Linked DNA regions of Homo sapiens: regions 1 and 2 are each linked to region 3. A link is a contact called in ENCODE Hi-C or POLR2A ChIA-PET data. All regions are on one chromosome and are shown on one strand. The core of a region is the stretch at or near the end of the contact, and the rest is flanking DNA. Distances in the headings are between cores, read along the strand shown. Region 1 holds the start of LINC02834 (long intergenic non-protein coding RNA 2834). Region 2 has its middle 34 kb from the start of LINC02834. Region 3 overlaps LOC102724080 (a long non-coding RNA gene).

Evidence for each region. A loop is a pair of places that touch in the nucleus more often than their neighbours do. ChIA-PET counts read pairs that join two places held with the same protein, here RNA polymerase II (POLR2A). Pooled maps may share reads with other maps.
Region 1: a pooled map shows a loop between it and region 3 (2.3-fold over the local background). The contact joins the promoter of LINC02834 here to the enhancer-like site in region 3. A Hi-C loop is called at or near these places in 2 of 168 maps with a recorded cell type or tissue (IMR-90 and uterus), 1 of 37 single-sample maps with no recorded cell type and 1 of 50 pooled maps. POLR2A ChIA-PET finds 5 or more read pairs at or near these places in 2 of 52 experiments (AG04450 and BJ).
Region 2: a loop to region 3 is called in a pooled map, with 3 times the contacts of the local background. The contact joins two enhancer-like sites. A Hi-C loop is called at or near these places in 2 of 168 maps with a recorded cell type or tissue (PC-9 and sigmoid colon) and 4 of 50 pooled maps. POLR2A ChIA-PET finds 5 or more read pairs at or near these places in 2 of 52 experiments (A549 and AG04450).

Annotation. Positions count from the first base shown.
Region 1 is chr9:86,706,943-86,711,259 of GRCh38, reverse strand. It overlaps LINC02834 (long intergenic non-protein coding RNA 2834), which reads left to right and starts at 2,955. Exons shown (of 3, transcript XR_930070.3): 1 at 2,955-3,045.
Region 2 is chr9:86,739,933-86,744,617 of GRCh38, reverse strand. No RefSeq gene overlaps it. Among named protein-coding and RNA genes, the nearest start is that of LINC02834, 34 kb to the right of the region's middle. Within about 2 kb of position 3,122, at least 5 of the 41 ENCODE cell types and tissues checked have a DNase peak (open chromatin) inside an H3K27ac peak, as active enhancers do; they include PC-9, where a contact is called at or near this core.
Region 3 is chr9:86,491,968-86,496,265 of GRCh38, reverse strand. All of the region lies in intron 1 of LOC102724080 (a long non-coding RNA gene), which reads right to left. Among named protein-coding and RNA genes, the nearest start is that of TUT7, 140 kb to the right of the region's middle. Within about 2 kb of position 1,430, at least 2 of the 41 ENCODE cell types and tissues checked have a DNase peak (open chromatin) inside an H3K27ac peak, as active enhancers do; they include PC-9, where a contact is called at or near this core.

The DNA.
Region 1 (4,317 bases), core at 1,706-4,205, 210 kb before region 3:
GGAACCTATGGAATGGAAGTCTACGAAGATCTTCAGAGGGTCCACGAACATCCTAAGTTGCATGCAAAAATTTCTCTATGTGCATATGTACATTTTTTTCCTAGGTGTACGTGGAAGGGGTAGTAGTCCAGTTTTTGCTAGGTTCAACAGGGGCCCATTGGTTTGTGTGAAAATGTAATACTTGAACAGAAAAAAAAAAAAAGAGAGAGAGATGCTGTCCTGCATGAAGAGGTGTTGGCCTTGTCACTTCTCCATGCACATCTCCTGTAAGACCCCCAGCCTGGCTCTGCAGATCACTGTTTCAAAACTCTTGCTATAAGCACCACTTAAATAAAATTCTAAATTCAAAGGTTTTGAGCTATTTTTTGCCCACAGACACTCCCTTCAACAGTTGTGGATGGCATGTGGTCCAGGCGTACCAAAATGAGGAACTTATAAAGGAATTAGGAGATGACTAACATCTGCAAATGACTTTGGGACTTTCTTTACAATGCTTTGTCTAGAAGCACCTACTTTTCATCCAAGAAAACAGGTTAAATCCATTCCCCAAGCACGTCACTTAGAGTTAACTACAAAAGCAGGAATTGGTGTATACTCAGAACCAATAACATCTAGACATTTTAAGCTCTCTGAGAGTTCAATAAAAAATAAGCTTTTATAATCTAATAAAAAAATTTACTCACGCCTGTAATCCTAGCACTTTGGGAGGCCGAGGTAGGTGGATTACCTGAGGTCAGGAGTTTGAGACCAGCCTGGCCAACATCATGAAACCCCATCTCTACCAAAAATACAAAAATTAGCCAAGGGTGGTAGCAGGTGTCTGTAATCCCAGCTACTTGGGAGGCTGAGGCAGGAGAATCGCTTGAACCTGGGAGGTGGAGGTTGCAGTGAGCCAAGATCATGCCATAACACTCCACCCCTGGGCAACAAGAGCAAAACTCTGTCTCAAAAAAAAAAAAAAAAAAATGCCAGGTGCGGTGGCTCACGCCTGTAATCTCAGCACTTTGGGAGGCTGAGGTGGGTGGATCACGAAGTCAGGAGTTCGAGACCAGCTTGGCCAACATGATGAGACCCCCTTTCTACTAAAAAAATACAAAAAATTAGCCGGGCTTAGTGGTGGGAGCCTGTAATCCCAGCTACTCAGGAGGCTGAGGCAGGAGAATTGCTTGAACCCGGGAGGCAGAGGTTGCAGTGAGCCAAGATTGCGCCATTACACTCCAGCCCGGGCAACAGTGCAAAACTGTCTCAAAAAAAAAAAAAAATTACTTTAGCCTTAAATTCACAGAGACTAAAACATGGAAATAGTTGGATTAAACATGGGGACAGAGGAAAAACATGGGATAATGTTGGTCAAGTTCATACTACCCAAATGATAAAAGAAATTATAATTTATAATTTTGGTAATTTTAAGCATTCACTAGATTCCTCTAAAGATATTTTTCAGCATAAACCATATGCAAAGCTTTTGTACCAGTCTGGGCTTTTGGTGGCAAACAACAAAAAGGGGCACCGAAAGAAAGAACTTATGAGACAAATAGAGGGAAGCTTGGGAAATGTGTGAGACAGCTAGAGAGCAAGACTTGGAAGGAACCCAGGAAGGCAGAGAGCAGCTGTGATCCAGCCACAGGAGCAACAGTCATAGGACATGCCCAGTGGTGCCGGGGACCTCAGACACACTGTCACCACCACACCACCTTTAGGCCCTTCATTCCACAGCACTGGACACTTGCCTCTGCAGTTAGATCTGTATCATTTCCCAAAGACCCTCTGGAGAGTCCATATCGGGCGCCATCAACTTCTACCTTTCCTGGGATTCCCTCTCTAAAGAGAAAAGCATTCAGTGGCAGGCAGCCAATTATTTGTTTTCTGAATGTCTTTGGCAACATTATACCAAAAATGTGAGAATACACATGTGCTGCTCTGAGAAAGAGACAATGTGAGGATCTTCACAGCTGACACCAGGATTTCCTTTAAGAAGCAACTGTGTTAAGTAAAATTCTTTTATCAGAGTCTTGGAAAAGGTAAGCGTTCTGAGTGTCACAGGCTCCTCCTGCACCCAGGCTAACGAGAAGGGAAGTTGTCCTGAAAGTTGAAATGTCACCAACTGCAGGTCCCAGACCACCTGCGAGGGGAGGGAAGTGAAGCTGGGAGGGAGAGACGGGGAAGGAGGCAGCAGAGCTCCCGCTGGTGGAAGGCTGAGAACTCAATGATGTGGTCACCCCATGACTGCTTCACCCAACAATTTTCTTTTTCTAGAAAGTCTATCAAACTCATGAGACCTCAGTGTGAGAAATAAGTACATTCCTCATTATGGAAGCAAAGATGTTTCTTATTGGGAACAAAATGATGCCATCAAACTCAACAAGTGAACAAAGTCAGATAAGCAGAGAAAGTCAGGAGAATGTGGCCCCCCGTGTTACACACACACACACACACACACACACACACACGCTTACATTCCCCATATTCAGCAGAAATCTAGAGAGGGCCTCAGACTTCCACCAACCTAAGAGTGGATGCAGAAACATCCAAAGCAGTTAGGGGACAAAGTGACACCTAAGCTACCCAGAGATGAACAATCTAGTAAAAAAGACAAACTCATAGAAAAGTAAGATTAAATGAATGCAATCACAGTGTATCCAAATTCAGTGGGAAGTTCAACAGATGGAATAATTTAACAGAGAAAGGGACACATATTGTGTCCTTGTGAATAAAATATTGTGAGTAATATTTTAAGGTAAACTTTAATTAATGAGCAGAGTTTTGACAAGCAGAAGAGTGGCCTGGGGTAATGTGCAGGGAATAACATAAGAAAAGAAATAGGCAGATACAAATGTGCAACAGCTCAGGAAACAGGCTACTTCATGGAGGTTACGTGTCACAATGGCATGAAGGTAGGTTGAGCAGCCTCATCGTGTCAACTTTGAGCACCTACTAAGGATCTGGGACTTTATTCCCTTATAGGGCCATAGGAAGCCATGGCATGTTTCAACAAGGAGAAAGAAATATCTAATCTGCGTTTTAGAAAGATGATCATTTGTGGTGGTATGTAGAGCACGCTAATTTAGTAAGAGATTAGAGAGACAGAGAACAGCTGAAAGGTTATTGTGATAACATAAACAAGAATTGCCCACAGCTTGAGGCCAAGCAGTGGCAAGAGGGCAGAGATATGATGTGCAATGGGGATAAACTATGTATAACTGACTGACTGGCAGACACACAGCAAGAGGGGAAGAGTAGTTGAAGTCATGCCAATGTGTATAAAATGGACAATGAGAAGAGGAAGAGCTGGGACTTGAAAACAAAGGCTCCACTTAGTGAAGTTAAGGAAGCAAACATAATTTGGGAGTGTCCAATTTTATCAAATGTATCACAGAATCTGTTTTTGAGCTAAAATGTAAACCATGGCTATAATTCCCCAAAGTTAGTGTTCTGTCCTGAGATTATTGCAAACCAAGTCACTTGCCAGATTTCTTCAAAAATCTTGGGTTGTTGGAAATAGAATTTCATGCATTCTCACCTTAGGGGCTGGTGGAAGCCCTCATCTCTTCTCTGATGAGATGGCCCAGTGGTAATAGCCCAGCAGGGAGTGGAACCTTCAGGTTCAGAGGTATAGATGTGGGAACGAAAGTACATTCCCAGAGTGGAGAATGAAGACAGGACAGAAGTGAGGAACTCCGAAGCCCATCTCTAAAGGGTGAGCCAAAAGGGATCAGCCAGCAAAAGAGGAAAAGGGACAACAGATTTAGAACTGAAAGGAAAGGGATAGGAAGTGATAGGGAAAACAGCAGAGCTCATTCAAGTTGTCAGAAGGGTCTCTGCCTTCTCCTTTGAGAACTTTCTCACATACCAAAGCAGTCTTCCATCTGGCTCTGGAGAGATGTAGCTAACAACGAGATTTTTCCAGCAAGGGCAGCAACAACACTGTCATAATCATAGATGAAAGTGGACATTCTGACATTAATCTGAGGCCCCTACCTGGCTTCCACCAACTCCTAAGGTGGGAACGCATGAAATTCTATTTCCAACAACCCCAGAGTATTGAAGAAATCTGGCAGGCAACTTGGTTTGCAATAACTGCAGGACAGAACGCTAACTAACTTTTGGTGAATTATAGCCGTAGTTTCATTTTAGCTCAAAAACAGATTCTGTGATACATTTGATAAAATTGGACTCTCCCAAATTAAGTTTGCTTCCAGCCTGGGTGAGTTAGCCCACTGAAGGATCAATGGCCACCAAAAAAGAAAAGTAAATAAATAGAGCTGACAATAAAGGTACAATCAAAGCTCTAAACTAATATAGGACGAGGGCTTGGGG
Region 2 (4,685 bases), core at 1,873-4,372, 250 kb before region 3:
CAGCAGTGAAAAGACAAAGTTCTTGCTTTCATGACACTTAGATTCTTACTCCACATAATGATAATTACACAGATAAATAATACTGCTACTTCAGAAGATGATGAGCACTGTGAGGCCATGGCCATGGAAGCAGGGCAATCAGAGACAGCGGGGATCCCCAGCCTGATTTACTTTGAGTATGGCCTCTTTGAGATCTCTTTGAGAAGGTGACTTTTGACTCAAGACATAAATGTCAAGAAGGATCCAGCCATGTAAAGTCCTGAGGGCACAGGGAATAGCAGGTGCAAAGTCCCTGAGGCAGGACAAAGCTTATAGTGTTAGAGAAGCCAAAAGAAAGCCAATGGGCTCGAGTCCAGTGACCAAAAGGAAACGGGCAAGAGATGAGGAAAGAGAGGCAACCGACACTAGGTCAAGGTATATAACTATATTTTATGGCAGATTATTGTTCAAAGTGTCATGAAAAGCCACTAGATATCCAGTGACCTGATTTATGTTATTGAATAATACCCCATGCTGCTATGTAAAGAACAAGGAAAGAAAATAGTGGATGAAAGCAGGCACACAACACAAGAGGCCTAGTCCAGGTGAGATTTAGTAATGTCTGGATGAGTCAGTAGCTGCAAAGGTGGGAAGACATGGAAAATTCAGGATATATGTTTTGGAGCTAGAGCTGAGAGAACTTCGTGATGGATTAGATGTGGAAGGTAAGGTAAGGAGGGGAATCAGAGATGAAGCCTAGATTCAGATCTGCTTAACTGAGTTGTGAGTGGTGTCATTAACAGAGACATGGCACAGGAGGAGTCTTCTGAGAAAGACAGAAGGAGGAGGTGTGGGTAAATCCGTGGCTCCTTATGGGCATGCTAAGTTTTTAATGTCTATGAGAGTAGAGATGTCAGGGAAGCAACTGAATAAATGGGTCCTCTTGGCTCCAGGTCAGGGATAGAGATATGAAGATGGGAATCATCTGCATAGGGATGGTGTTTAAAGTCATGGACCAGGGGAATCACCTGGGATGCCAAGAGAAGGAGTTCCAGGATATAACTCTGGGGGTGCCCTAAAGTTCAGATATGGAGAAGGGAGGGAGAAGTCAGCAGGAACTCAAGGATTCTCCCATGAAGTAGAAAAGAAACCGGGAGAGGACAAAGACATAGAAACCAAGAGAACTGACTGAGAAGTCCTCATCTGCAAGTGTCTCTGTCCTCCTAGAGGGATGGTTGCCTCTGCCCTATGCCAAAAGAGGCAGAGGAAATGGTGCCAACACCTTATTACCACTGGGAAAATAATCTCAGGATGGTCACATTTCAGGGTGAAGAATAGGCCAATCCTAGGCCACGCCATTTCAGGGTGAAGAATAAGCCAATCCTTGGCCAAAGCACCATTTTGCTCCCTTCTGAGAAGTAGAAACTGGCTCATACAAAAAAAAATGCTGACGGTGAAGGGACTTGACAATCAAGGGTCATGGGCGCACCATTCAGAATGGGCCAGGCTCTGCTGCAGGGACAGATGAGCCCTAGAATTTCAGTAGCATAGCACAATAAAGCCTTATTTCTTGGTTGCTTCAAAGTCTAAAGGGATTCAGACGCTGTCCTCCATCCTGTAGGCTTTTGGAACATGTGCTTTTTGAGATTGCTAAGGTAGGAAAAGAAAGGGATGGAGGAAACAAATGCCCTCTTAGCCAGAAAGATATATACAGTGCCCCCGCTTTAATTCACTAGGACAAGTCACATGACCTGATCTAATTGCAAGGGAGGCTGGAAAATGGAGAGGGGCATAGGGAATATCCAGGAAGCAGGAATCATCTCTGCCACAATCAGCCACATACAAAATTAAAGCGAGTAAATCGATCTTTGCCCTCTTTCTATCTGGAAACCTGTGCCACTCTTTCTTTTCACCCTTTCTCTGCAAATGCAAGCTCCTAGACTGCCTCATTCCCTCAGAACTTGACTGTCCATCACTTGAGAATCAGTAGCACCAGAAGAAGACACTGCTTCCTCGGGAATCCGTTATTATCTATTAAAATGCAAAGCAAGTCTGTGTAATGACAGCACTTCTGGCCCAGTAGCAGGAAGAGTGAGGTGCCAACATAAATTATACATTTATCCAATTTGTGTTATAATGATGCTTCCTTTCATTGGATGCTCATTGTGTATTGCCACTTACTATATTTTATTGTTATTACTATTTTTTTTTTGAAAGTAGCAATAGTCAAGTCAAATCCCAAGTCTGAGACTTAGTGACCTTGAGCAAGTTACTTAACCTCTCAATCCTTCTATTTGCTCAACCATTTAAAATAAAGATAGTAATGCCACCTCCCTCACAGGCTTGTAGAAGATAAGAAATGACAGATGCAAGGTTCAAGTCATAAGACAGGTGCTCAAAACACAACGGCAAAAGCAGCACTGTTATAATAAAGAGCTGTTCGAACAGAAAGACTAACAATTATGGTTTTAAGGAACCAGGGTGGCAAACCCAGTTTGCCCACTGGACACTCTTTCCTGAGAGAAAGACAGAAGCTGACAGAAGAGAAAAAGGAAGTCAAGTAATTCCATAGGAGCCCTTTGAAAGGTTTGAGGCCCTGTTCCAGGTCTGGAGTGCAGCTGTGTGCACAGCCTGCAGAAACCACAAAGCAACCAGAAGCCCACACCAAATGGCCCTTCCATGGAGGGACTATAGGTTGCATCTCGATACTGTTTTCCCTCTAGCGAGCTTCAATTCCCCTCTGAATCCGTGCTTGGCAACCAAACAATGTTTTCATCCAAGGGAAGAGGTGGGTGGCATGCTAAGAATATTGACACAGCAGTGGCTTAATTAAATCTTTAGTTGGAAAAACACAGCTAATAGGTGGAGCTTTCCCTTGTGTCCCTCTCTGAGCAGCCAGCTTGCCGGGAGTCTGAGCTCTTGCCATCCATCCCCTAGTACCAGGGCTGGAGTTAATACCATCACTCTTACCATGACGTCACTTTGAAAGGTGCTGAAGTGTTGTTTGAAAACACAACCCAGATCTTGAAATCAGACACCTTCAGTGGAGAAACTCCCAGGGTAGAAATTCTGGGTGTGACCTTAGGCCAAGCAGAGACTTGGATGAAGTGACTCATGGTGTAGTGAGATATGAGTCGCAATAGGAGCTGGAACAGAGGTGGCAGAGGAACCCCGGGAGACAGAGGACTCACATTCTTGCCTCTCCAAGTCACCTACAGGCTGGCACCTGATCTTTCCTGTTAGACTGCATTTCTAGGTCACTTCAAGTTGAGAAATTCTGGGATCCCATACCAAGGGACAGGGAGGAAAACCAGCAGGAGAGGCCATCAGACCTTTATTTGATACAAGCCTCCAAAGTTTCCATTTCTTCCTCCTTCAATACCAGGACCAAGCATATTTCCCAATTCCTGTCGTGTTTCATGATATTTAATGTTTTTTAAGCATTTACAATGTGCCAGACCTGCACTGTCTAATACGGCAGTTGTTAGCCACACTTGGCTGTGCAGTCCTTAAAATGTGACTGGCTGAATTGAGATGTAAGAATAAAACACACACCAGATTCTGAAGATTTTATTTAAAAAAATGTAAAATATCTTATTAATAATTTTTTACATTGATGACACATTAGAATGATAATATTTTGTTGTTAAATATATATATACTATTATGTTTATATATAGCAAGACAATATACAGAAAGTTAAGGAAAATATTATTTAATTTAATTTCACCATTTCTTGGCATTTTAAAATTGTGGCTATTAGGAATTTAGGATTGCGCGTGTGGCTCACATGATGTTTCCATTGGACAGCCCTGTGGTGTTAGACTGTGCCGAGTACTTTTCATATATCACCTCATCTAACCTTCAAACAGCATCCTTGAGGTCATCTGCGTTTTACAGATGGGACCCTGCCCAAGGCCCCATGCTCCTCACCTCCCTGACTCCCCTCTTTACCTCCCGCCCCTTACTCACTTGCTCTACACCAGAGGCTCAGCTTCCTCTGTGTTCCCAGAAGTTCCAGGCACAGGTCGGCCTTGGGGCCTTTTATTCTTTTCTTTTTTTTATTATACTTTAGGTTTTAGGGTACATGTGCACAACGTGCAGGATAATTACATATGTATACATGCGCCATGTTGGTGTGCTGCACCCAGTAACTCGTCATTTAACATTAGGTATATCTCCAAATGCTATCCCTCCCCCATCCCCCCACCCCACAACAGGCCCCAGTGTGATGTTCCCCTTCCTGTGTCCATGTGTTCTCACGTTTCAATTCCCACCTATGAGTGAGAAAATGAGGTGTCTGGTTTTTTGTCCTTGCGATAGTTTGCTGAGAATGATGGTTTCCAGCTTCATCCGTGTCCCTTATGGGGCCTTTCTTCAACTGTCCCCTCTATCTGGAATGTTCTCTGTTCAGAGAGCTCCTTGGCAAATCCTTGGTTGATATTATCCAAATAGAGACTACATTTCAGCAGAATTTTAATGAATGATGCCCAGCTGCCTTCAAATTTTACTCTGTGTCTTCCCTCTGAAATGTATCCTGACAGTCCAACCTTTGCAACCCCCAATTTCCTCTCCTGCTCTACTTTGTTTTTTGTTTTTTTAAGAAGACAGAGTCTCATTCTGTCCCCCAGGTTGGAGTGCAGTGGTGTGATCACAGCTTACCGCAGCCTCCAACTCCTGGGTCCAAGGTATCCTCCTGCCTCTGC
Region 3 (4,298 bases), core at 181-2,680:
GTGAGAAACTGGAAGTTTTCCCATTAAGATCAGGATCAAAGCAAAGGCATCCTCTCTCAGTACTGCTTTTCAACATTGTATTGGAAGTCCTAGCTAATTCAATGAGACAAGAAAATGAAATAAAAGTTAAATAGATTGAGGAGGAAGAAATAAAACTGTCTTTTTTCACAGATGACATGATAGTCTACATAAAAAGCCCAAAAGAATCAACAGCAACAACAAAAAACACTCTTGGAACTAATAAGCAACTATAGTAAGTAAGGATGAAGGATGCAAGGTTAATACACAAAAGTCAATCACTTTCCCACATACCTGCAATGAGTAAGTAGAAACTGAAACACAATATCATTTATATTCACACTCAAAAAAAATGAAATACTTAGGTACAAATCTAACAAAATATGTACAAAATCTGTTCAAGGAAAGCTATAAAACTCTAAGAAAAGAACTAAATAAATGAAATATTCCATGTGCATGAATTGGAAGACTCAATATTATCAAGATGCAAGTTCTTCACAACTTGATGTATACATTCAGTGTAATACCAATCAAAATTTCAGTAAGGTAGGGTGCAGTGATGGGCACCTATAGTCCCAGCCACTTTGGAGGCTGAGGCAGGAAGATCACTCGAGCCTAGGAGTTTAAGACCAGACTGTGAAACATAGCAAGAATCTGTCTCAAAAAAAAGAAAGAAAGAGAGAGAGAAAGAGAAGAAAGAAAGAGAGAGAGAAAGAGAGAAAGAGGAAAGAAAGAAAGAGAAGAAAGAAAGGATAAGAAAAGAAAGAAAAAAAATCTCAGCAAGTTATTCTGTGGGTATTGAAACCTGATTTTAAAGTTTATTTGGAGAGACAAAAGACCCAGACCAGCTAACACAACATTGAAGTAAAAGAACAAAGCTAAAAGACTGACACTAAATGACCATAAAGCTACAGTAAGTAAGAGAGTCTGGTATTGGTGAAAGGAGAGACAAAAAGATCAATGGAACAGAATAGAGAGCTCAAAAATAGATCTACATAAAAATAGTCGAATGATTAATTTACTTTTTCTTTCTATATATTTATATTGCCTCATTTGTGCCAACATGCATATGTTACTTTCACAAACAGTAGCAGTAGCCAAAATTGAAAATTACAAATAGAAAAGAGAACACTAGTGAGGTGCCTGTGGAACTGGATCCATGATTCAGATTCATGATTCATTATCTTCAAGTTTTGTTTCATGCGCAACTCTATGGGTTGACTGTCTAGACGTGCACAACCAACCATATGCTAAGGAAGCAGCACAGAAATGGGAATTAGCTGTGAAACCGTCTCTATAGCTGCTCAAAAGGAAACAATAAAAATAGTTTCATAACACTCGAGATAAGACTACTGGACAAATACTGATCACTTGACGTCATTAAATCAAATGCCTTTTGTGTAAGTTCCTTGGGACAAATAAATCCAGAAGTATTTCTTGTGTGACTTGAAATATGAGTTAGGAAATCAGCAAAGATAAGATTTTAGCACTCTGGTGTGTTCAACAGATGCCACTCATCCTCCCTAACTCCCTAACTAAATCCCAGACATTTGCTTCAAGTCTAGAAGAGACTTGGAACTAACAGCCTATGTTGTTTTTAAGGAATTACTTTGTGTGTGTGCTCCTTCTCCTGAGAACCTACAAACATTAGCAGTATCGTAACTTGAAAGGCAGTATGAGATCATGGTTAAAGGTACAATCTCTTTACACAGAATGCCTGTGTTCAAATCTCAGCTCTGCCATTCACTGACTCGGAAAACTCACTCAACCTCCACACATAGTCAGCTTCCCCATCTATAAGGGGGTGATCTATAATCACCTCTAGGGATAGTTATGAAGACTAAATGGGTTAATATAGGTAAGGCATTTAAAATTGTGCCTGGCATTAAATAATGTAAGTTTTTGTGCATTAAAAACTTCTTATAGCCTTGGCACACTTTTCCAAAACTAGATATAATGTGATAATTTTTCTCATTCACTCAACACGCATGTGTTGACTCAGTGCCTCCTGCCTGCCAGGCATTGTGCTGGACATCTAGAATAATAGATGAATGAATGAATAAAGCTCATCATCTCTGTGATGAATGGTCCATTGCACGTTTCACAATGTGTAAAGAAGATCCTTTATAACCACCATCTCTTTTCAAAGCACAGGACAAATGGAAGCTGTTATTATTATGTAATTAGTGATGGAAGAATACACAAGCCAGGAACAGGACAGCTCAAGCTGGGTCCTTAAGGAGGAATACCACTAATAGGAGTGCGGCCACAGGGCTTGACACCCCAACTCAGCATTTGTGGCATGACCATAAATTATTGAGTCTAGAATCACAACAGTTTTCCTGTTACCTTAGAAATTTGGTGAGTTCCTTCAATGTCTGGTTAAGTTTAGAGCACTATGTCTCTAGGTAACCATGCAAATTCACACTGGCCCACATGCATAGGCCTGAGAAATCAGAACTGACCTAGAAAGAACCAGAAAATGGATCTAACAAAAAACAATGCTAAATCATGCACCATTCTTTTTATATTTTTCCCTTGGGTTTCATGGGATAAAGAGGAGAACTCGACAGGGCACGGTGGCTCACGCCTGTAATCCCAGTACTTTGGGAGGCCGAGGCGGGTGGATCACGAGGTCAGGAGATCGAGACCATCCTGGCTAACATGGTGAAACCCCATCTCTACTAAAAATACAAAAAAAAAAAAATTAGCTGGGCGAGGTTGCGGTCGCCTGTAGTCCCAGCTACTCAGGAGGCTGAGGTAGGAGAATGGCATGAACCCGGGAGGCGGAGCTTGCAGTGAGCCGAGATTGCGCCACTGCACTCCAGCCTGGGCGACAGAGCGAGACTCCGTCTCAAAAAAAAAAAAAAAAAAAAAAAAGAGAACTCTTCGGTGCATATAGTTTGTGCTTTTAGGCCTTTGGATAGGCAAACAAAGGAAGAGATAACCATGGAAATGCTCATTGACCATTGAAAACTTATGTCATCAGCAGCATTTTTGTGGCTCAATGATTATCCAAAATCTGTGAGGCTAAACGCAGTAGCTTTTGAAGCTATGGTTTTGATGAGACTTGACAGCAATGCAGCAGGCTCCAAAGAGTAAAGCGTTCAGTGGACCCCAAAAGCATGAAGGCCATTTCATTCACTCCTTTGTTTATTCTTTCTGCAGTAACAGCCCTTTCCATGTGCCTTATAGGATGCTAAAAACCAGGATTACAAAGGTTGTTTTTAATTCAGAGGGAAAAAAATGCACACTAATCTGTATTAGTTTCTTCTTGCATTACTATAAAGAAATACCAAGACTAGACAATTTATAGAGAAAAGAAGTTTGATTGGCTCATGGTTCTGCAAGCTGTACGTTCATGGCTCTGGCATCTGCTTAGCTTCTAGGAAGGCTTCAGGGAGTTTTTATTCATGGTGGAAGACTAAACAGGAGTTGCACTTCACATGCAAAAGCAAGAGCCAGAGGGAGTAGGGAGGTGCCACACTTTAAAACAACCAGATCTCCCGAGAACTCACAATCACTAGGACAGCACCAAGAGGATGGTGTTAAACCATTCATGAGAAATCGCCCCCATGATCCAATCAACTCTCCCCAGGCTCCACATAAGATCTGGACAGGGACAAATATACAAACTATATCATAATCTCAAAAGTTTATACGGGTTCAGTCAGAAAAGAATTAAAGTTTCTGGAAAAATAGATATATAATTCTGTGTTGCTTTTATGGAGGGAGTCATTGGCCTAGTTAATAGGTCATTACTTCAACTGACCATAATTTACGTGCTAATTTCTCGGAAGATGGTATAATCCAAAAGGGAAGGCTCGGGAAGCCAGTAGGTAAGTAACTGAAAGTAAGTCATCTTTCCCCATCATTGCTCCTGAAGGAATGCTAGTCAAGATTATCCTTAGAAATGTCACATCAATTAAGGACAAATAAACAATACCTAGCTGGAAACACTGCAATAACAATATGCACCTTTGTGGTTTCCACAACTCCAAGTTCAGATGGAAGTAACACATTCCCCAGCAGATACTCCTCTTAGCTGGTTTTTATCTGCTCTCCTGGGGGTGGCCCCCATGAGTAAACCTCCTCATCTGAAGATATTCTTTTATGCCTAGACTTCTCTAGGGGCCTCAGAGTCATACTGTCACAAGACAACTATAAAATTTTTATAACAGCAGGAATCTGTTGACCAGTGAGTAAACCGTACATGCAGTAAAAATTCTGTGTGTCAGAATTCAGAAGCCAGGGCACAGCGGGTCATGCTTGCTGCTCGG